Linked DNA regions of Homo sapiens: all the other regions are linked to region 1. Evidence: read pairs that join two places in POLR2A ChIA-PET (ENCODE). Cell type or tissue: OCI-LY7. All regions are shown on one strand. Region 1 overlaps DAAM1 (dishevelled associated activator of morphogenesis 1). Region 2 has its middle 41 kb from the start of DAAM1. Region 3 overlaps DAAM1 (dishevelled associated activator of morphogenesis 1). Region 4 has its middle 88 kb from the start of DAAM1.

Region 1 (5,000 bases):
GCATTCAGAGGTTATGAATGATCTCAATAAGAAATAGGGCCAGGTGCGATGGCTAACGCCTGTAATCCCCGCACTTTGGGGGGCCAAGGTGGGTGGATCATTTGAGGTCAGGAGTTCGAAACCAGCCTGGGACCCAACGTGGCGAAACCCCATCTCTACTAAAAATACAAAAATTAGCTGGGCATGGTGGCGTGTGCCTGTAATCCCAGCTACTCGAGAGGTTGAGGCACGAGAATTGCTTGAACCCAGGAGGCGGAGGTTGCAGTGAGCCAAAATTGCACGACTGTACTTCAGCCTAAGTGACAGAGTGAAACTATGTCTCAAAAATAAAATAAATAAAATAAAATAAAATAAATAACAGCATCTGCCGTGACACATGATGGAGAATGTGGCTTATGTGGGAAATATTTGTTATCCCTGTCCTTGAAAGCTCCTCTTACCACTGGATTATAGTCAGATTCAAGTACCATATTCCATGCTGTCTTTCCTTTGAGCTTCTCTCTGGTTCTTGGCTGACTCTCCAAATGGTATGGCCCATACTTTCACAGAAAGACTGCCCCAAGGCTGCCTGACTTCACCAACTCCAACTCCAGAAGATAGGATTATGAAAGACATCAATATGGAAAGAAATGGCCCCTTTAGAAGCTATATCAAAGAGGAACAAAAAACACGTTTCCTGTGTCTTTCCTATATATATTTTTTCACTAATAGCTCCAGCACACCTAGTACTATTGAATCATTCCATTCTTTGCGCATTTCAGAATTTCTCCTCTTTGTAGAGTAGAGAGAAGCTTTGAGCTTCTAGTATGTTAGAATGTGCCACTAATAATTTGGGATTCTCAAAATTCCTTACACTTTAGGAACCTGGTAACTTGTGGCACTAGAAATGGGTTACAGTAGAGTCTACCAAAGAATACCACCCTTAAGTTACAGTGTCTTAAATTCTGTTATTCTTCAGCGTGGTACAGAGCAACATTGACTTGTGTAGTATCCTTTTATCTGTCCCCATACATAAGGAAAAGCATTTTGTTTTTTCAGTTTCTGAGAGGTACTTCCCTATGTCCCATATTGAGATGTTTCTGATACAGTGGTATCTTCTAACTAGTGCTTTTGTTTCTTTCTTTTGCCAAAAATGCTGTCATTAATTCATGAGTACATTGTAGAGTTTATGGTGGTCTAAAATTAGGAATACAGTTCCTAACTGTCCTCAGGGACAGTTAACCTTGCATTAGCACTTTTTTCTCATTCTGAGGATGCATCCCTGAATGGCATATGCCTTTATGTGCTTACTGTTACCCCTGATTCTCCTTTTAGCTTAATTACTCTTTTCCAAAGGGTCCTCTCTTGTTATAGCCTTGTGTTAAACATTATATTGCAAATCATAAACACACTTTGATTGTTTTCCCAAGGGCTGGTTACAGAACATCAAAACCTACTTTATGACATTCTGAAAGGTGGGTCTGGTAGCTACAAATGTGGTAGCAAGATGTGAGGCAGCAAAGGCCATTGACACCACTGATTGAATTTGCACGATACATAAGGGTTTAGCGTTGTGTGTCCAAATATGTTAATTTACAAACCAACTGGACCACATTGTACCTGGGTCTTTAGCACTCCATGGTGACATGTGGATCAAAGATTTGGCTCTTAACAAGCTATGTAGGAATAATTTGTTTTATGTCATTGCACACTGTTGTGTCATAGGCACAGTGCCTGCCTGCAGGGGAATGTGGGGTTGTATCATTTCTGAAACTAATAATTGGAGAATATTTCTTTTTCTTTGCCATGAAACTGAGGGGGAGTTGTCATATAAATTGGTTTCAGATGTTGGAGTTGTACTGCTTGAGAATTTTAGGCTTCAGTCATATGCCATGCTGTGAAGTGCTTTGCCAAAATAATGACTTGTTAAAATAAATAAAGTAAGTGTCTCATAGTTTGGGAAGTGGACTGTAAAATCTCAGTTCTTAGTTCTAGCTAAGTGTTGTGGCTGCTTTCTCAGATATACCAGGTGCACATAAAATGTATTCCCCCACATCCCCTCTAACCACCCCCCAACTCCTTGTAAAGTCAGCTGAGGCTTGTTCAGGAAAGAAGAGGGTGTTGGAGCAGAGGGCTCCTGAACCCTTACAGAAATGCGGTGATATTGTTGCTCTTCTCTTTGCTGCTCTTCCCCACAGGGTGACTAGGTCTCTGTAAAGTGGCACTCTTTTCTTGCTTTTCTTGCTTTTCTGGGTGTGTGATTTTGGGGAGGACATAAATAATAGCTATGTGCTATTTCATTCAGGCCATTCAGAAACTCTGATTTTTACCAGTGTAAATAAAGTTTGTGATATATGGAAAATATTAATGTGACATTTTGTGCTCTCAAGGAAATGTCTCAAAGGATTTTTTCCCAGGGGAGTTCAGGAATGCTTGCACTGTATCTTTACTTTGAAGTTAGAGATCCATTGATAAAAACCAGGGCTTAGTTAAAAGGCAGGAGAGTTAATGAACACTTGACTGTTGTTTTTTTTTTAACATGATGACCAGAGAGAGTGAAGTATTTAAATAGGCATACTTTTTTGTAGCTATACTTGCAAAGACTTAGAACCTATTGTTGGAGTAAACTTGGAATCTTCTCAGAACCTCTCAACTCTAAAGTTCAGAAATGTGTAAGTCTAGGAACTGCTAAGTCTGTCTCAGGGATCACTCACAAGGAGAGCAGGGAACTTTGTTCTTTTATTCATGTATTCCAACACCCAGAATAGTGCTTAGCTCATTATATAATAGAATTCAATAAATATTTGTTAGATGAGTAAAGGAATGAGAAGGAAAGCAAATGCCTTTTTAGATTCCATTCAGCATTGTAGATATGAGCTTAGTGAAAACAATTCTGCTCCTATCCTGCCCTTGAGAAGCCTTATGTTTAGCAGCATAGTATTAATGCTATCACAGAGTTTGGCTGTCTACACAAGTATTTAGATTTTAAAATGCTGCCGTGTCTTTGGGAGATTTAGTAGACTGTGTGTTACTCTAACATGGCATCCAGCTCTAAACCAAACTGTTAGGGAGCAGCAGTTGAGTATAGCCTCTTTTCTGGCTGGAGGGTCTAACCTCACTGAGTTCACAGCTTTTTTTTTTTTAATCAATAATGCAGGAAGACTTAGTAATACCCCAAATACTTAACCAACAAATTCCTGAGGGGGATAGAGGACCAAGTGCTCCCTTCCAAGGGAGGTGGAATGGAATGGTCAGGAGCTTAGTGGTCTGAAGTTTGAGACTCAGTGATGCACAGATAGAAACCATACCATGCAGCCTAGGCAAGGCAACAGAAATACACAGAATTGTGGTGTAATGGTCAGAATGGGGTAGGTGTTCTTGAGCAAGAGCTTTGGGCCAGCCTGGGCATTTAGGTAATTTAGATGCGAGGAGTCTGGAGCAGAGTATTAGTCATGCAGTGTGGCCTCTGCATTATACCTTTATAGATTGTGTTTTCTTCAACCAGGAAGTACTAGTCATGCATCTTTTGTTTTGCTAAGCTGCAGTTATAGTGAAATGGAGTAAATATCAGATAGACTAAATATCCTGTCTATAGCACTCTTAAGAGTCATCTCTACTTTTGTCTCAAGCTTATTTCACAAATCTGTAAATTATTTTTTTAAAAACCTGATAGCACTTCCAATGGTTCTTATCCATGAAATGCAAATTGAGTCTGATACAATTGACTGTTGCCCTCTTGGCCAGTTTTGCATCTGTTTGTAAACTCTTTCAAACATCATGATGCTAATCATAAGTCTACTCCTTGGGTTCTCCTTTGAACCAGTTGTAACATCTTCCTAGTTCTCTCATTTATTAGCAAGTTTAGTAAAAAATATTTGACATGGATTCATGCCATGCTTTTAAAAAATTATTCTTTACCAATACAGAATTTTAAACTTAGAGAATTGATAAAGAGGGAGCTAACTGATTCTACGTGATCTGAAATCTTCAAGTATATTTTATTTTTGAATACGTGATATGGTAGCAAGAGGCTTTCTCTGGGCAAACGTGGCATTTTGTATTGGCTCAACTAGTCTTTCTACCTGCATAAACCAAAGAAAAGGAAGGAGCAGAGCCCTGGGGGGTCAGAGGAGGTATCAGGCTTCATATGCATACATGGAAAAAATTCCTATGATATGTGAACGGATGGTTATACAGGAGAATAGTGGAGATAGCAAAAGTCATCTGGAGGTGTAAAAAACAATGCTCTAAAGGGACTTAAATGTCCCCCCAAATTTCTTGACAGCTGGCGAGTCGAGGTCCTATTCATGTAGTTTCAATTTTGTTAACCTAGATTTATGTTTTAGATGTGAAGCATCCTCAGTCTTATAATGAGAAAACCCATTTTGCTATTTAGTTTACGGCCAACTTTGTTAAAATATGTATACTTAATAAAGCAAGGACTAAACAAGTTTCCCTCCACTTAATATGACGTGTCTTTTATTCTAAGTCATAAATGTTATCTGTGAGGACTATCAGGAGAGTGAGAGCTTGTTCTTTTTCTTCTTGGAGAGACATTTTGGATAGAAATCTTCCCTCTCAGTAGAGTTTGTATAGAACTGTGAATGACTAATACAAATATGTGAAAATAGTCCTTTTATAGGAGCTTAGTTATGTTTGTTAAAGTTATCCCTGCAATTAATGGACATGAGGGTATGATGAACTTATAGAAAATTTGAGATTTGTTTATGAATTGAGGAAGATAAACTTGTGTTATATGGCCAGTAGAGAATTTCTGGCTTGTAAAAGGGAAGATTTGGGGAGGATATAATCACTTTATTCAAATTGTTTAAATATTTGCTGGGTCATTGTTCATAGGAGAGATTAAACTTATTCCATGCAGTTCCCAGGGACCAAACAAAAGCCAACAAGTGCTTGAAGTTACAAGGAGACATCTGTCAATTCAGTGTCCGGTGAATTTTTTAACAGTTCATGAGAGTGCTAGTTCCAGAAGATTGTGGACCTCTGGAAGCCTTCTCAAG
Region 2 (5,000 bases), 160 kb before region 1:
AATGTCATCTCAGAGTCATCAGAGCCTGTTTGGGATTAGAAATAAACTACTTTTGTGCTGGAAGAAGGGTGTCAGAGTCTTACTATGGTTCTTAAAAAGTATAGGCCAGACAATTGGTGTTCCTACAAATTCAGAACTATGTGGTTAGCTGATTGCAGACACTGGCATTGCCTGATCTGCTTCCTTTTTAAATTTTAATTCAAAGTCTTAAAGTGAGACATCTTAGATAATAAATGCTTGATATCCCATAGTTGTTTTTATATAAGCCATAGGAGCATGTTATATACAAAGAATATATGTCCAGACACCTTGATTAATTTAGTACTCATATTATCTCAAGAGCTGCATCATTCAGAACTAGTCCTGACGGGACAGAAAACGTATTTTTGTTTATCAGCTAAAATGAAGCCATCACATGCCATGAAAGAGTATCAATGACCCACTGGGCCTGCCAGTTTTTAAATTATGTGATTTGTGATTAATGTTTAATTTGGGGATTCTCATGATCTAAAATTTTGTGCATTAAAGAAAAGTTTATTGTATACTGTACAATTTTAAATTGAAATAATTCAAATTCACATAAAACGCACCCATAGTGTTTAAATTCATGTTACTTTATTTGTTAAATGCCTAGAAAGGCTTTTTAAAAGTTAGTATTTTACAAATTTGACAGAGAACACATTTTTACTTTACTATATTACTTTAAAAACAAGGTTTTTTTGTTTTGGTTTGGTTTGTTTGTTTGTTTGTTTGTTTGTTTGATTTTTAGACAGAGTCTCACTGTTGTCAGCCGGGGCTGGAGTGCAATGGCGCAATCTCGGCTCACTGCAACCTCCGCCTCCCAGGTTCCAGCAATTCTCCTGCCTCAGCCTCCTAAGTAGCTGAGATTACAGGCACCCGCCACCATGCCTGGCTAACTTTTGTATTTTTTAGTAGAGACAGGGTTTTACCATGTTGGCCAGGCTGGTCTCCAACTCCTGACCTCAGATGATCCACCCGCCTAGACCTCCCAAAGTGCCGGGATTACAGGAGTGAGCCACTGAGCCTTGCCAAAAGCAAGTTTTATGCAAATGTAAGATGTATTAGTATTATCTTTAATCAAAATGTTGAAGTCACTTAATAACACCTTACTATTTGATATACTCTTCTAAGCTGATAGAGCTTGCAAGGCGTTTGTGTTAACTTTGAGCTAATCTTCACTTTGACAAAGCTGCCTAGCCCAATCCTGTGTTTTATGTGAAGGACATAAATTATGCTGTTTTACAGTTGAGACACTCGGTCTCTGAGAAAACTGAAAAGAACAACTTGAGTTATGGGCAAGTTAGAGATTAAATCAGACAAAGAATGGACAGATTTTTGTGCTTCCAGCTCTATTATTTCCTTCTTTGTTACACCACAAATAGGCTGCCTCTCTACCCATAACCAGCTCTACCAATTTGATGGAATTGAGTTGTTTATATATAAAAAGAAGTCCTCATTTTGTCATTTTCACTTGCAGCAACTAGTAAGATAACTATCTTACAAAATCTAGATCTAGAAGTATCTGTTACCTCAAAATTACATACGCCAATGATGTGTAATAGGTCAATATTAACATGTTAACAAAGTTAACATTGATGTTGACTGGAAATAAAATGGCCACATGAAGCAAGTCCAGATGCAAGCAATCTGTAGTCACACATAATAGGAGGGCTCTTTAAAGTTGGAAAGCCATTTAGTTTGAAGGCCTCAGAGGAGATGACTTCAACAACAGCAGTTGAAACAGAAGGAAAAAAAAACCTTTTCATTCACGTTCCAATTCTGCAAAGACTGAATTCTAACTGATTAGAGGGCATGTGACAGCCAAATGAGTTTGAACAATAGAACAGAGTGTGGTGGAGGGATTCAAGTTTGGGGCTAGAAAGCTGGAGTGTTGAATTTTCTTTAAGGCTTTGCCAATGACTTGCAGCCTGGCTTTACCCTAATTATTTATGCCCCCTCTTTCCCTCCAATGTTACAATCCCTTTGTCTATAGAAATCACAGGGAAAATTATTTGTAGCATGCTTTGTACAATGTATGCTGAGATAGCAAACTATGATAAAGAATTCTGTTCGTCCTAGCTGGAGATAAATGGACAGGCTAGACCACCCAAAGGTAACTTGGAACATTGGTAAATTTTTAACAAGTAATTATCTTCTTTCCCTTTTTTACATTTTATTGTGAAAAAATCGGAAAGTACAAAAAATAAAAATAGATAAAAATTCACCCATCATCCCTGTTGATATTTGGGATATGTCCCTTCAGTCTGTGGTGTGTGTGTGTGTGTGCGTGTGTGTGTGTCTGCATGTGCTTGTGACACTATTAATACATACACTCTTAAAGAGAAAAAGATGTGTTTAGTAAATTACAATCATACTCTACATTGTACTTTCTAGCTTGTATTTTTCACTTAATAGATAATATCAACTTTTTTAAAAAATAATCTTTGAGGACTTTTTGGTGGCTGCCATATTAATATGCTAATTGTACATAATATTATTTAATCAATCCCATCTTGTTAGATATTTAGGTTATTCTCAACTATTTGTTATTAAAAAAACAACGTGTATTAAATATCTTTAAATATGAATCTGTGTTTCTAATTGATTACATGATTAAGATAAGTTTTGGTTACTGAAATCACTGAATGAAAGGATATGAATATTCTAGGCTCTTAATATATATTACCTGATGGCTTTCCAGAAAGGTTATACCAAATTACACTTTAGTCAGTATTGTATGAGATTATACAATTCCCTAAACTTTCTCAAATAATGCTGCTTTCCCTTTTTTCATCTTTAATATTTGATAGGTGTTTTAAAGCATTTTTAAAAATTTATTTTATTATTAATGAGCAATCTTATTGAATTGGGAATTAGGATAAGTATATGTGAATTTTTCATTGAATCTCGTATTTTTCAAACTTGAAGACAAGATCTTTTATCTCATCAAAAGAGTGTCTTAGAAGAGCAAACTTCTGGCTTATACTTAAAGAAGAAAATAGAAACTGAAAGCCCCTGAGGATACTCAGATTTCTGCCAATGGTCTAGAACAGGGATGGCAAGTTTATGCAAATATATAATGCCTTTGTTCTCCCTCCTTTCCCTCCGTTAACTGGCAGACATCACTAATTTATCATGACACTTTTTTCGCAGTGAGCCTAGATGTACTCTCAGAATTCTTCCCCACACCACTACTGCTGATATGAGCTATTATCTCTCTTAGATGGCATTTAAGATGAAACCAATTTGCCTTCCTGGCCCAGAGAGCAACCTACATTTCCACAGGAAAAGATAAATGCAGGGAACAGTACAATGTTACGTGGCTGCTAGTCTCTTCCTCTGATCTATTTCTCTCCCAAATATACATCATAGAAATGCAGTATTAGCTACACATAAATTTTTCCCATTGTATATATTCCATTAATGTATACAATGTGCTTAGGAAAGTTCTCACTCCTTTTCCATGTCCTCCTTAATTTCTGAGATACTACTCCTTGAAGATACTCAATAAATTCCTGTGGCTATCTAACAATGTAATTGTCAGGATTCTATGCTCTTAGTAAGTCTAGTTCTCTTCAAAATCCATATAAATCCTTCCTCCAAAGTTTGCCCTCACTAGCCATCATTCAGTTATGTTTATTCTCCCTTCCAATCCCTTTCTATTTTAATGTCCCCTTTTAATGCTGTTGTTACCATTCCCTAAAAAGATACCATTTCATGGGATTTGGAATGGCCATGCCTGAGGCAAGTCCATTAAATAAGCATGCAAGAGTGTGAGTGCTGTGCAAAGCATCTTTAGAGAGAGATAAAATCATTCTTACATAGACTATCTATCTTAGAGAAATGGTGCTCTTTCATTTCGCTACAAAAGAAGTGAGCAGCTGGTAAATAGTAGGTAATAAAAGCTGCACTTTCAATGAACAATAGAAAAGACCAAGGTCAGAGGAACTGATGAGGAACAGCTAGTCAGCCTTTCTTATGACGGAGCTTAGCCTGGCTCCTAGTCTTTGCCTCTCTCTTCTTCCAGTAGCCTACCTTACCTACGACCAATCCTGAGCTTAGGCAAGAAGAATTTTAAGATGTTTCTGTTCCATTTGAAATTAGTTCATCTGGCTCTGACCTTGGGCATAACTGGTCATGAAACTTCCCATGTATTCAATGTCATTGGTGTACTTAACATTTTTGAGCATCCATTATGTGCCAGACACAGCAGTAAACAAGATAGATATAATGCCTGCTAGAGGCAATACAAGGGATAGTTTCGGGAGGCCTTAGATATACCATCATCTCCATTAGCCCCTTCCTCAACACAAATAAACTCCTAGTCCTTCTTTGTTTCTGTTTTTGTTTTCTGAGACAGCGTCTCACTTTGTCACCCAGGCTGGAGTGCAGTGGCACAAACACAGCTCACTGCAGCCTTGACCTCCCCTGCCCAAGCGATCCTCCTGCCTCAAACCCCCAAGTAGCCAGGACTACAGATGTGAGCCACCATGCCTGGCTAATTTTTGTCTTTTTTGTAGAGATGAGGTTTCACCATGTTGCCCAGTCTGGTTTTGAACTCCTGAGCTCAAGCAATCCACCTGCCTTGGGCTCCCAAAGTGCTGGAATTACAGGTGTGAGCTACCGTGCCTGGCCACTCCTAGCCCTTCTTTTCACTAGATTGTTACTCAAATTCTCTCCTGTAGAGGTATCGGAACTACCACTGGTCTGATTTTTGTACTCATGGAACTTAGATTTAGTGGGTCAAGCACCAACAAGTAAGCAGTCAGTGACAACCCAGTACTGCACAAGCTCTGACTATGGCATTACATGGTGCTGTGAATACTCAAGAAGGACATCAAATCCAAGTGTCACAGAAATGACATCCAAAATGAGGCCCATGGTGGTTAATTTTGTGCAACTCGATTAGGTTAAGCAATGCCCAGATAGCTGAAAACATTATTTCTAGGTGCACCTGTCAGGGTGTTTCTGGAAGAGAT
Region 3 (5,000 bases), 110 kb before region 1:
CCAGGGACCCTTCTAAATCCCCAGAATGTACTACAAAATTAATTGTAAGAAATGGGCCGGGTGCGGTGGCTCACGCCTGTAATCCCAGCACTTTGGGAGGACGAGGCGGGCATATCACAAGGTCAGGAAGTCGAGACCATTCTGGCTAACACGGTGAAACCCCATCTCTACTAAAATTACAAAAAATTAGCCGGGCGTGGTGGCGGGCGCCTGTAGTCCCAGCTACTCCGGAGGCTGAGGCAGGAGAATGGCGTGAACCCGGGAGGCGGAGCTTGCAGTGAGCTGAGATCCTGCCACTGCACTCCAGCCTGGGTGACAGAGCGAGATTCTGTCTCAAAAAACAAAACAAAACAAAACAAAAAAACAAAACCCACAAAAAAACTAATTGTAAGAAATTAAAGGAAATGAAACAGCTTAAACTGAAGAAACTTGCTGCATTCTCTATTCTTGAAAGTTGGTGAAATTGTGAATATGGAAAATGTCATACATTTCTGTTCAAGGCAACCCATTTGGAATTCTTTTTTCTTTTTTGAGACGGAGTCTCGCTCTGTCGCCCAGGCTGGAGTGCAGTGGCGCGATCTCGGCTCACTGCAAGCTCCGCCTTCCAGGTTCCCGCCATTCTCCTGCCTCGGCCTCCCGGGTAGCTGGGACTACAGGCGCCTGCCACCACGCCTGGCTAGTTTTTTGTATTTTTAGTAGAGACGGGGTTTCACCGTGTTAGCCTGGATGGTCTCGATCTCCTGACCTCGTGATCCGCCCGACTCAGCCTCCCAAAGTGCTGGGATTACAGGCGTGAGCCACCGCGGGAATTATTTTTTCAAATGCAACTACAGTTAACTCATTATTAGTGGCTGCTATTTGATTTAGGCTGATGGTGGAAAAGAAACAACAATACCATTTCTGTTTGGTTTCCCCATCCTGTTTGTGTGGCAGTCATTTCTGCGTTAGAGGTACTTTGTTCAGCACTGTTGGTAATGTGAACTAAAAGTTGGAGGACATGCAATAAATAAATGCTGGAATTGAAGCCAATGGCTGAGACTGACCGCACCATGTTCTCAGAAGGTTAAATGAACAGGCCTGCTATTATATTTTCGTCTTTTAAAAATCAAGAATAGAGATTAAACTGGAAATACTCTGACCCATTTAGGGCTTGAGATTCTGTGAGTAGGTAACACTTCCAACTATGGAAGTTCTAGGAACTGTGGCAGGAAACTGCCTTGCCTATGATATTTTCTGCTAAGGGCTGGTTAAAATGTTTTTAAAAATGTATATAGTTTTATATTTAACCCAATTTCTTTTCAGGCTGTGTCTGAAGTTACGTTTCTTCCATACCTTACCTTTTCTTTCTATACTCCCTGCATTGCAGTTTGACAGTTCTGCTCCTTTGGCTTCTCTGTGGGCAGGGTGAGATGGCTGTCTCCAGTCTGCCAAGTTCCATATCTTGGGAGCCCCATCACTGACCTTACAGAAAAGCATGTCTTCCCCCCTTAACCCTCTAGCTTAGAATGAGAGCTGTGAGGCAGCTGGGAGAGGAAGGCTTACATTGTAATTCTGTCAAGCTCAGATTGTTTTTCTGACGAACAAGTTGAGGGAAGTAGGTAGAGGGGAGGACAGAGAGAGTTGCTGGGTTTCACTTATCTTATCATTTGTTTCCCTCTGGATGGCCTTTGTTTATGCTGTCTCTTCAGGCCAGGAATTCCTCCAACAGAAATCATGCGTACACTCGGGGACATTCACATTGGGGCTTCCTTCTTGTGTTTCCATTTGCTGATTTGCCTTTCTTTTCTTTTCTTTTCTTTCTTTTTTTTTTTTTTTTGAGACGTAGTCTTGCACTGTTGCCCAGGCTGGAGTACAGTGGTGCAATCTTGGCTCACTGCAACCTCCGCCTCCTGTGTTCAAACAATTCTCCTGCCTCAGCCTCCCAAGTAGCTGGGATTACAGGTACCCGCCACCATGCCCAGCTAATTTTTCTATTTTTAGTAGAGACAGGGTTTCAACATATTGGTCAGGCTGGTCTCAAACTCCTGACCTTGTGATCCGCCTGAACTCCTGACCTCATGATCCGCCTGCCTCGGCTTCCCAAAGTGCTAGGATTACAGGCATGAGCCACCGTGCCTGGCCCCATTTGCTGATTTGCCTTTCTTCTCTACAGCCTGATCCGGAAGGAGGGGTGGAAATACTTAACCTGCTTTTAATGCTTCTGTTAGGGGATAAAGAGATTTTACAACAGTGATGTGGGGCAAACATGTGGGTGACTTTTCTAATGAGGAAGGAGGATAATGCTGAGTAAATGTAGATTCAATTTACATGTAACTTCTGTTTGGTAGAGTGTTTAATCACACATGTTTGACACCTTGAATGAAATCTCTTCACCTGTCTTTTGGTGCTTTGCAATTGCACAGAGAAAAAGACACACTCTTTGATTTTAGGTTCAGTTTGGGTAATCGTGGCAATTCCTTTAAACTTTCCGGACCTCTCTTTCCTCATTCACAGTGTATTCACATAGAATAAGCTATCTTCTGGATAAAAATTCTAAATTTTTGGGAAGACAGTATCCTCTTAAAATAATGACCTCACTTATGTGGCACTGTGTACTCATCAAAGTAATATCCATTGAGTTTCCCTAAAATGGAGATCGGTGAGGGAGAACTCCGATTTTTCGCCCCCAGTTTTCAGCCTTGGCTGCCCCTGCCTTGGCATGGTGTCCTGAGATCCTGTTCTTGGCTGGAGCTAAGCCCCATGATCTGATCCCCAGTCTCTTCTCAACTGCACAACTCAGGAGTTTTGTAGGATATAAGGGATGAAACTCGACAGAGTCTTTTGGTGATCATACAGTTCTGTTTAAATTGATCATCACTTTTTAGTTTCTACTTAATTGTTTTTCTTTTTTTAAATTTGACATGAGGTCTTGAACTCCTGGCCTCAAGCAATCCTCCCGCCTCAGCCTCCGGAGTTGCTGGGATTACAGGCGCATGCAACCGTGCAGGGCTGATCACCACTTTAAACTGGAGTCTGACCACCAGGGGGTCCACAGAGTGAATGTAGCCAGCTGTCCATGTTTTGCTTGGCCAGCACAGTATTATTTTTAAAAAGGAGTGATATTTTAGTGAGCATTTATGTTCTGATTTGTCACAGACCTTACCACACTCTAGTGCCTAATGCACAGCCACTTAGTTTATGTGATATTTATCTCCTTGGCCCTTGAAGACATTGAGTTTGTGATTCCTATTTTCAACTAAATTAAATTGGGATGAATGTCTCTTCAAAGGTTTATCTAGCAGTGGGCTGGCAGATGACCCATTTTTGTATTCTAACCCAGGGTTTCCCAACATCAGCACTCTTGAAATTTGAAACTGGATAATTATTTGTTGTGAGGCAGATTGTGCTGTGCACTGTAGGATGTTTAACAGCATCCCTGGCCTCTACCCACTAGATGCCAGTAACATCCCCTCCTCCAGTTGAGACAGCCCAAAATGTCTCCAGACATTGCCAAATGTCCCCTGGGGGCAAAATCACCCCGGGTTGAGAGCCATTTGACAGAGTTTTGGATGGTCTGAAGACTTTAATCATTGAACCAAGCCTGGATATTTAGGGATAAATTGGAATTCATCTGGGAAACTGCGCCACCCTGCTGTTTTTATTTATTTGGGCAGTTGGTTAGAGCAAAGTAAAGGTCAGTGGATTAGACCCTTTAGGGTCACTTCTCCATTCTTCCATGACCACAGCCTGGGAGGCCAGCCACATTTTAAGGACATGTCTTTGGTCACAACAGGAGACTTTGTGAGACACTGATGCTGGGTCAGGGTAAGCCCAGCAGATCTAGTAGGTAAACAGCTTTGAAGCCCATGGCCTGTGTTGGTAGCTCAGTAATGCTATCTGTGGGTAAGGAGGATGGGGCTTTGGGGAAAGGGAAGGCCAACTCTGTCATTATTGTCAAATGCCAAAATGCTTTAGAAAAAAAACCTTAAGCTTTAAACATGACAGCTTATCTCAAATCAGCAGTGTGGGAAGGGCTCTGAAGAGGATTAGCACAGTGATGTTCCATTTTTTTTTTCCTCCCCCAAACAAGAATGTTTTTTAAACTTGACTCTAAAACTTGGGCTTTGGCAACACTGAAACTTGCCTTGCCTTTTAGAAAAAACATTGATAAGATTTTCAGGGTACAAAATGAAAATGTTATAAGGTTTTAAAAACCAACCCAAGTTCCTTTCTTGAGCAACTAATGCAAAGATAATGCTTAAGGAAGCATATATTTTCATATAAAATGTAAAACAACGTTCCTTCGCAGTTGGATAGGTGGGACTTCTGAGGATATCCAAGCCTCTTCTGTTCTGTCTGGTCTGGTAGTTCTCCACCTTGGATATGCATCAGAATGTTCGCAGTGGATTTTTAAAAAGAGATATTTAGGGATGCTGACTCAGTAGATGTGGAGTTGGGGCCCATTCTACAGGATTCTTAAAGATCCCCAGGTAGGCGGGGTGCGGTGGCTCGCTCCTGTAGTCCCAGCACTTTGGGAGGCCAAGGCGGGCGGATCACGAGGTCAGGAGATCGAGACCATCCTGGCTAACATGATGAAATCCTGTCTCCACTAAAAATACAAAAAATCAGCCAGGCGTGGTGGTGGGTGCCTGTAGTCCCAGCTACTCGGGAGTCTGAGGCAGGAGAATGGTATGAACCTGGGAGGCAGAGCTTGCAGTGAGCGGAGGTTGTGACACTGCACTCCAGCCTGGGCGACAGAGTGAGACTCCGTCTCAAAAAAAAAAAAAAAAAAAAAAAATCCTCAGGTGATTCTGACATTCAACAAAAGGGGAAAATAGGTGAGAAGAGTGAAAGATCTTGGGTTCGGGAAATGTAGTTATAGTTGCAGATGTGGGCTGGGTCTGGCTGCCTAGCTGGTTAAGTGCACAGCTTTGTTTTTAAAAATTCCATGTCTGGCTGGGCATGGTGGCTCATGCCTGTAATCCCATTAACTTGGGAGGCTGAGGTGGGTGGACCACCTG
Region 4 (5,000 bases), 210 kb before region 1:
ATCCTTCCTGCTTGCTAACTAAATCACCACCACTGCAACTGTTTTCCAGCCATGTTGAGACCTCCACCAATTGACTCCCTATTTTCTCCAAATCTTTTACCCTATCCTACTTACCCTTTCTCAATATCAAGCTTAGATTGGAGGGCCTTTCGCTTAAGACATTCTTCTTAGTTATTCTTCAAATCCTATTAACCTTCTCTCCTTTCATTAGATCCTAACAAATCTGACTATTCAACTTCCTCATTCCTTAAAATGGGCAGCTAAATATGCCTGAAGAAAATCGCACAGCCAGGAAAATCAATACCTCTATAATTCAAGGTCTTCAACTTCTTCTGTGATGGCAGCACTGCCTAACAATCCTATTGTATTTCTCTTGCCATCTTATTCCCATATCCTCTGCCATGATAATTGCAAAACTGCTCCATGTTCGTCAAACCTCTGAATTCCTTTCTCTCTCTTCACTCAGCAGCAGACACCTCCTTGTTTAGATAAAATATGAATCACCGGTGAGAGTTCCTCAACTGTGCATGGTCAAACTCATTCTCTTCTTATCTCATCACAATGGAGGAGGCAGGCCTGCTACGCAAAGGCAATCCCTCCCTCCACGTCCAGGAGCCCATCCCTCTCACAGCATACATCAGATTCTTGAACTCTTCACACATCTCTCAAATATCTTTGCTATGATGGAAGACACTGATATAATGGAATTGGTCAGACAGAATGTCAAGACAATTTGTCTCTTCCCTCTACCTCAGAATCTTTAGACTTCCTCTAGGGTCAGTCCTGGTTATTTTTCTCTTCCTAATTTTTATCCATCCCCATGTCTCCAGTGTTGACCCTTTATGTGTTGACCATCAAAATTATGTTTTTAGACCAGATCTTGTCTCTAAAGTCTAGACATATATATGCAACTGCTAACTAAGCATTTCCCCCTAGATGGCTGACAGGTAACTCAAACTTACCATGTTCAAAAGTAAAAACTTACTGTCATGATGGAATCTGTCAGACAGAATGTCAAGGGATACTGATCCAGCAATGTGGTACATTGTAATATTCAAAAGCATGTTGCCCCAGTCATATAAAGCCTCTCCCCCATAATAGATTATTTCAATATGATTTTGAGTATGCTAAAGTTTCTACCATCTTCAAAACAAGCATATAAACAAGCAAACAAAAGGCTCCCTCCACCACACATTATTCCTTATTACCGTAGCTTCTCAAAAAGTTGTTACACTCTCTGACTCCATTATGCTACCTCGCTTTGCTCCCTACGAGGCTTTTCACCCTACTAAGCTCACCAGCTGATGTTCCCTTTCTCTTTTCATCTTGCTTGGTCTCTCAGTAGTGTGTGTCCCAGCAGACCACTCCTTCCACCCTGAAACACAAAGCATTGAGCTCTCCTCATTTTCTTCTTGAGTCACAAGCCATCTCCCAGTCTGCTCTACTGCTTGATTCTAGTGGGCATTGTGATTACCTCTTCAGAAGCCAAGCAGGCTTAGATTGCAGGGCCTTTCATGTAAGTCATTCTTCTTAATTATTCCTCACATCCTATTGACCTTCTCTCCTTTCATTAGATCCTAACAAATCTGACTATTCAACTTCCTCATTCCTTAACATGGGCAGCTAAAGATGCCTGAAGAAAATCACACACCAGTATTGTCCAGGTATTGGGGTCTTGGGCTTCACTGTCATGGTCAACGAACAGTGGGGAACTGGACTCCATTCTTGATATTTGTGAAAGTTGTATGTGCTTCACATTCGTCAGCATAATCCCATTCTGAGGCTTAGCAAATTTTGTTTCAGGGTGGAGCATGTGACCCAATTCTGGTCAACAAAAACAAAGGCGTTACTAGGGGCTTCCCAAGAGAAAAACCTTCTCCTTCCTCTGAGACATCAACAATCAGACTCTCCTTTCTCAGGGTGGAAAAGAGAATATTAGCCTTGGAAATTGTAGACAGCCGCCATCTCGCAACTAGGTAAAAGAATCAGCCTTAGGAGGAAGCTAATACCACATAAGGCAGAGCCCAGAAATGGGAAGAAATTGGAAAATTTATGGCATCATTAAACTGCTGAATCGAATCAACCCTGAAGCCCATGTTGCCACTGGGCTTCTTCATTACATAACCTTTTACTCTTCAAGCCAGTCTGAATTAGTCTGATTATCTGCATCCAAATTCACTGTTTCTGATTCACTGACTGGCCTTTAATCTTTATACTTCCTCTAGGGTCAGTCCTGGCCATTTTTCTCCTCCCATTTTTTATCCACTCCCCCGTCTCCAGTGTTGATCATTTATGTATTGACAGCCAAAATTATATCTCTAAACCAGACCTCGCCTCTAAAGTCTAGACATATATATGTGACTGCTGACTCAGCATTTCCCCTAGATCAGCAGTCCCCACCTTTTTGGCACCAGGGACTGGTTTTGTGGAAGACAATTTTTCCACAGACTGGGTCGGGGGGGATGGTTTGGGGATGATTCAAGCACATTTATTGTGCACTTTATTGCTATTATTATTACATTGTAATATATAATGAAATAATTATACAACTCGCCATGAGGTAGAATCCGCAGGAGCCCTGAGCTTGTTTTCCTGCAACTAGGAAGGTCCATCTGGAGGTGATGGGACACAGTGACAGATCATCAGGCATGAGATTCTCATAAGGAGCATGCAACCTAGATCCCTGGCATACACAGTTCACAACAGGGTTCGCGCTCCTATGAGAATCTAATGCTGCCACTGAGCTGACAGGAGGTGGAGCTCAGGTGATAATGCAAGTGATGGGGAGCAGCTTAAATACAGATAAAGCCTCACTTGCTCACCTGCTGCTCACCTCCTGCTGTGAAGCCTCGTTCCTAACAGTCCACAATCCGGTACTGGTCCATGGCCCAGGGATTGTGGACCCCTGCCCTAGATGGCTCACAGGTAACTCAAAATTATCATGTTTAAAATGAAAGTTATCTACTCCACCCACCAGTCTCCCCAGGTACTCACACACAGCCTGTTTCTCCTACCAGGTTCCCTGGCTTAATAAATGCACCAAGACTGAAATTTAAGAGTCATCTTTGTCTCTTCCCTCTATCTCACCCCTCCAACCCATATTCAATTACCAAATTCTGTCAATTCTACCTCCTAAGTAACTCTAATCCATCTATTTCCCTGCATCTTTATCATCTCTACCTTAGTCGAAACCTCCAACATCTTTGCCTGAAATATTCAATAGCTCCTTCTATCCAATCTCCCTGCCTCTTTCATTGCCCCCTCTAATGCATTATTCACTTTGCAGCCTGAAGGAACTTTGTAAAATGGAAATCTGATCATGATGCCTCTCTGTTTAACCTTTCAGAACGTCCAGAATCATTATAGTTAATATCATCATCTCACATGAATTCTGCTCCAAAATAGTAATGACGGTAGCAACTGTAATAGTCATAGCTTTTTGTTTCATTTATTTGGTTCATTTGTTGAGCTCCTGTAGTGCTAAGTTACAAAACTTCATTTAATCTTCCCAACAATACCATGAAAAAGATACTACATAGCATCCTCTTACATGAGAGGAAACTGAGCTGTAGACAGAAGATTAAGTAGCATTCCAGAGTCACCCAGCTGGAAATAGTAGAGCTGGGACTTGAGCCCAGGTTTGCTTGATTCCAGAAATTGAGCTCATAATTGATACTCAATATGACCTGCAAGCCCCTGTATGATGTGGTTTCTCCTCACCTCTTCATCTTTATCTCAGGAAACTCTTCCCCAAGTTAATAATCCAGACACACCAGTCTCATGTTACTCAAACATGTGGCCCTTCCTCACTAGTTCTCTCTGTCTGGAACATTCTTCCTCTCCCTGCTTCTCTGAGACAGGTCAGGCATCAGAACTTGCAGATGCAATGCCTCATAAACATCATCCAAGACCCGGCTCTTTACGTTCTCTGTTGTGCCGTCCACAGCCTCTGTTTCATCCTAAACTAGGTTCTTCTCACAGGCATGAGATGGCTGCTGGCAGGATGTGGCAACATGCTTCCTTGTTCATGTCTGGTTGAAGAGAGAGTTGGTGTCTTTTCCCCAACCATGAAACAACATTTCTTCCCCTCAATTTGGGCCAATTTAAGTCATGGGGTCTCTGTTGCTGAACAAATAACTGTCACCAGAAGTATGCCATATGTGACAAGAGGCATGGAATTACTAATGTAACTTAGACCAATATTCATGTATCCCAAAAGCAGAGGCCAACTCCCCAAACTGTATTGCTGTGACATAATGGCTAAGGGGGTGTAATAAATGTTGAAAATATTATGCTCCCAGCATAATATTCTCAACATCAACCCTCTGCCAAGTTAGGTCCCATTAATTCTTCATATCACACTTTAAAATTACTAATTGATTCAATACATGTTTCTTAGATGCCAGACACTAAGTGAAGCAATAGGTTTGCAATGGTGAACCAAAGAGACAGGATCCCTGCTCTTCTGGAGTTTACAGTTTAGTGGAAGGGACAAAGATAACACAGGCAGACATGTAATTGCAATGTGTGATAGATGCTCTATGGGAAAGGAGGTTACTAGGAGAGACAATAACAGGGATTGAAATTAAGATTTGGTGTTTGAAATGGCCATACTGAAGAAATACATTCCGCTCAGATGTGAAAGGTGGATAGAAAGAACCAGCAAGTAACAGCAAGTAGAAGAAACAGCAAGTGACACAGCCCAAGGCCACTGACAATCTAATCCCTTTTCACCTTTACAAGTCATTTGCCTCTTTATTTTTTTCCCTTCCAAATGATATAAACATCTGTGGAAAATTAGAATGTAAATTTGTAAGACCTACATATCAGGGGTCCCCAACCATCTGACCACAGGCCAGTACCAGTCGGTGACCTGTTAGAAACCAGGGCACACAGCAGGAGGTAAATGGCCAGTGAGCAAGCTTTACCACCTGAGATCTGCCTCCCGTCAGATCAGTGCGTCATTAGATTCTCATAGGAGCACAAGCCCCATTATGAAC

What was found. ChIA-PET counts read pairs that join two places held together with the same protein. Peaks named below come from ENCODE experiments on the same cell type or tissue, not always from the same donor. Only the 100,000 strongest peaks of a DNase experiment are listed, where the experiment ranks them.
Region 2: POLR2A ChIA-PET joins it to region 1 with 6 read pairs; 1 of 35 experiments calls an interaction of 5 or more read pairs at or near these places.
Region 3: POLR2A ChIA-PET joins it to region 1 with 7 read pairs; 7 of 35 experiments call an interaction of 5 or more read pairs at or near these places.
Region 4: POLR2A ChIA-PET joins it to region 1 with 7 read pairs; 2 of 35 experiments call an interaction of 5 or more read pairs at or near these places.

Annotation. Positions count from the first base shown.
Region 1 is chr14:59,303,578-59,308,577 of GRCh38, forward strand. The region is part of intron 3 of DAAM1 (dishevelled associated activator of morphogenesis 1); the gene reads left to right. Among named protein-coding and RNA genes, the nearest start is that of DAAM1, 120 kb to the left of the region's middle. In OCI-LY7, no CTCF peak of the experiment used is centred here; a DNase peak (open chromatin) is centred at 2,024; H3K4me3 peaks cover 1,205 bases; H3K27ac peaks cover 2,385 bases.
Region 2 is chr14:59,145,434-59,150,433 of GRCh38, forward strand. No RefSeq gene overlaps it. Among named protein-coding and RNA genes, the nearest start is that of DAAM1, 41 kb to the right of the region's middle. In OCI-LY7, no CTCF peak of the experiment used is centred here; a DNase peak (open chromatin) is centred at 3,078; H3K4me3 peaks cover 746 bases; H3K27ac peaks cover 2,457 bases.
Region 3 is chr14:59,196,408-59,201,407 of GRCh38, forward strand. All of the region lies in intron 1 of DAAM1 (dishevelled associated activator of morphogenesis 1), which reads left to right. Among named protein-coding and RNA genes, the nearest start is that of DAAM1, 10 kb to the left of the region's middle. In OCI-LY7, CTCF peaks have their summits at 3,013 (motif pointing right) and 3,215; no DNase peak of the experiment used is centred here.
Region 4 is chr14:59,098,041-59,103,040 of GRCh38, forward strand. No RefSeq gene overlaps it. Among named protein-coding and RNA genes, the nearest start is that of DAAM1, 88 kb to the right of the region's middle. In OCI-LY7, no CTCF peak of the experiment used is centred here; no DNase peak of the experiment used is centred here.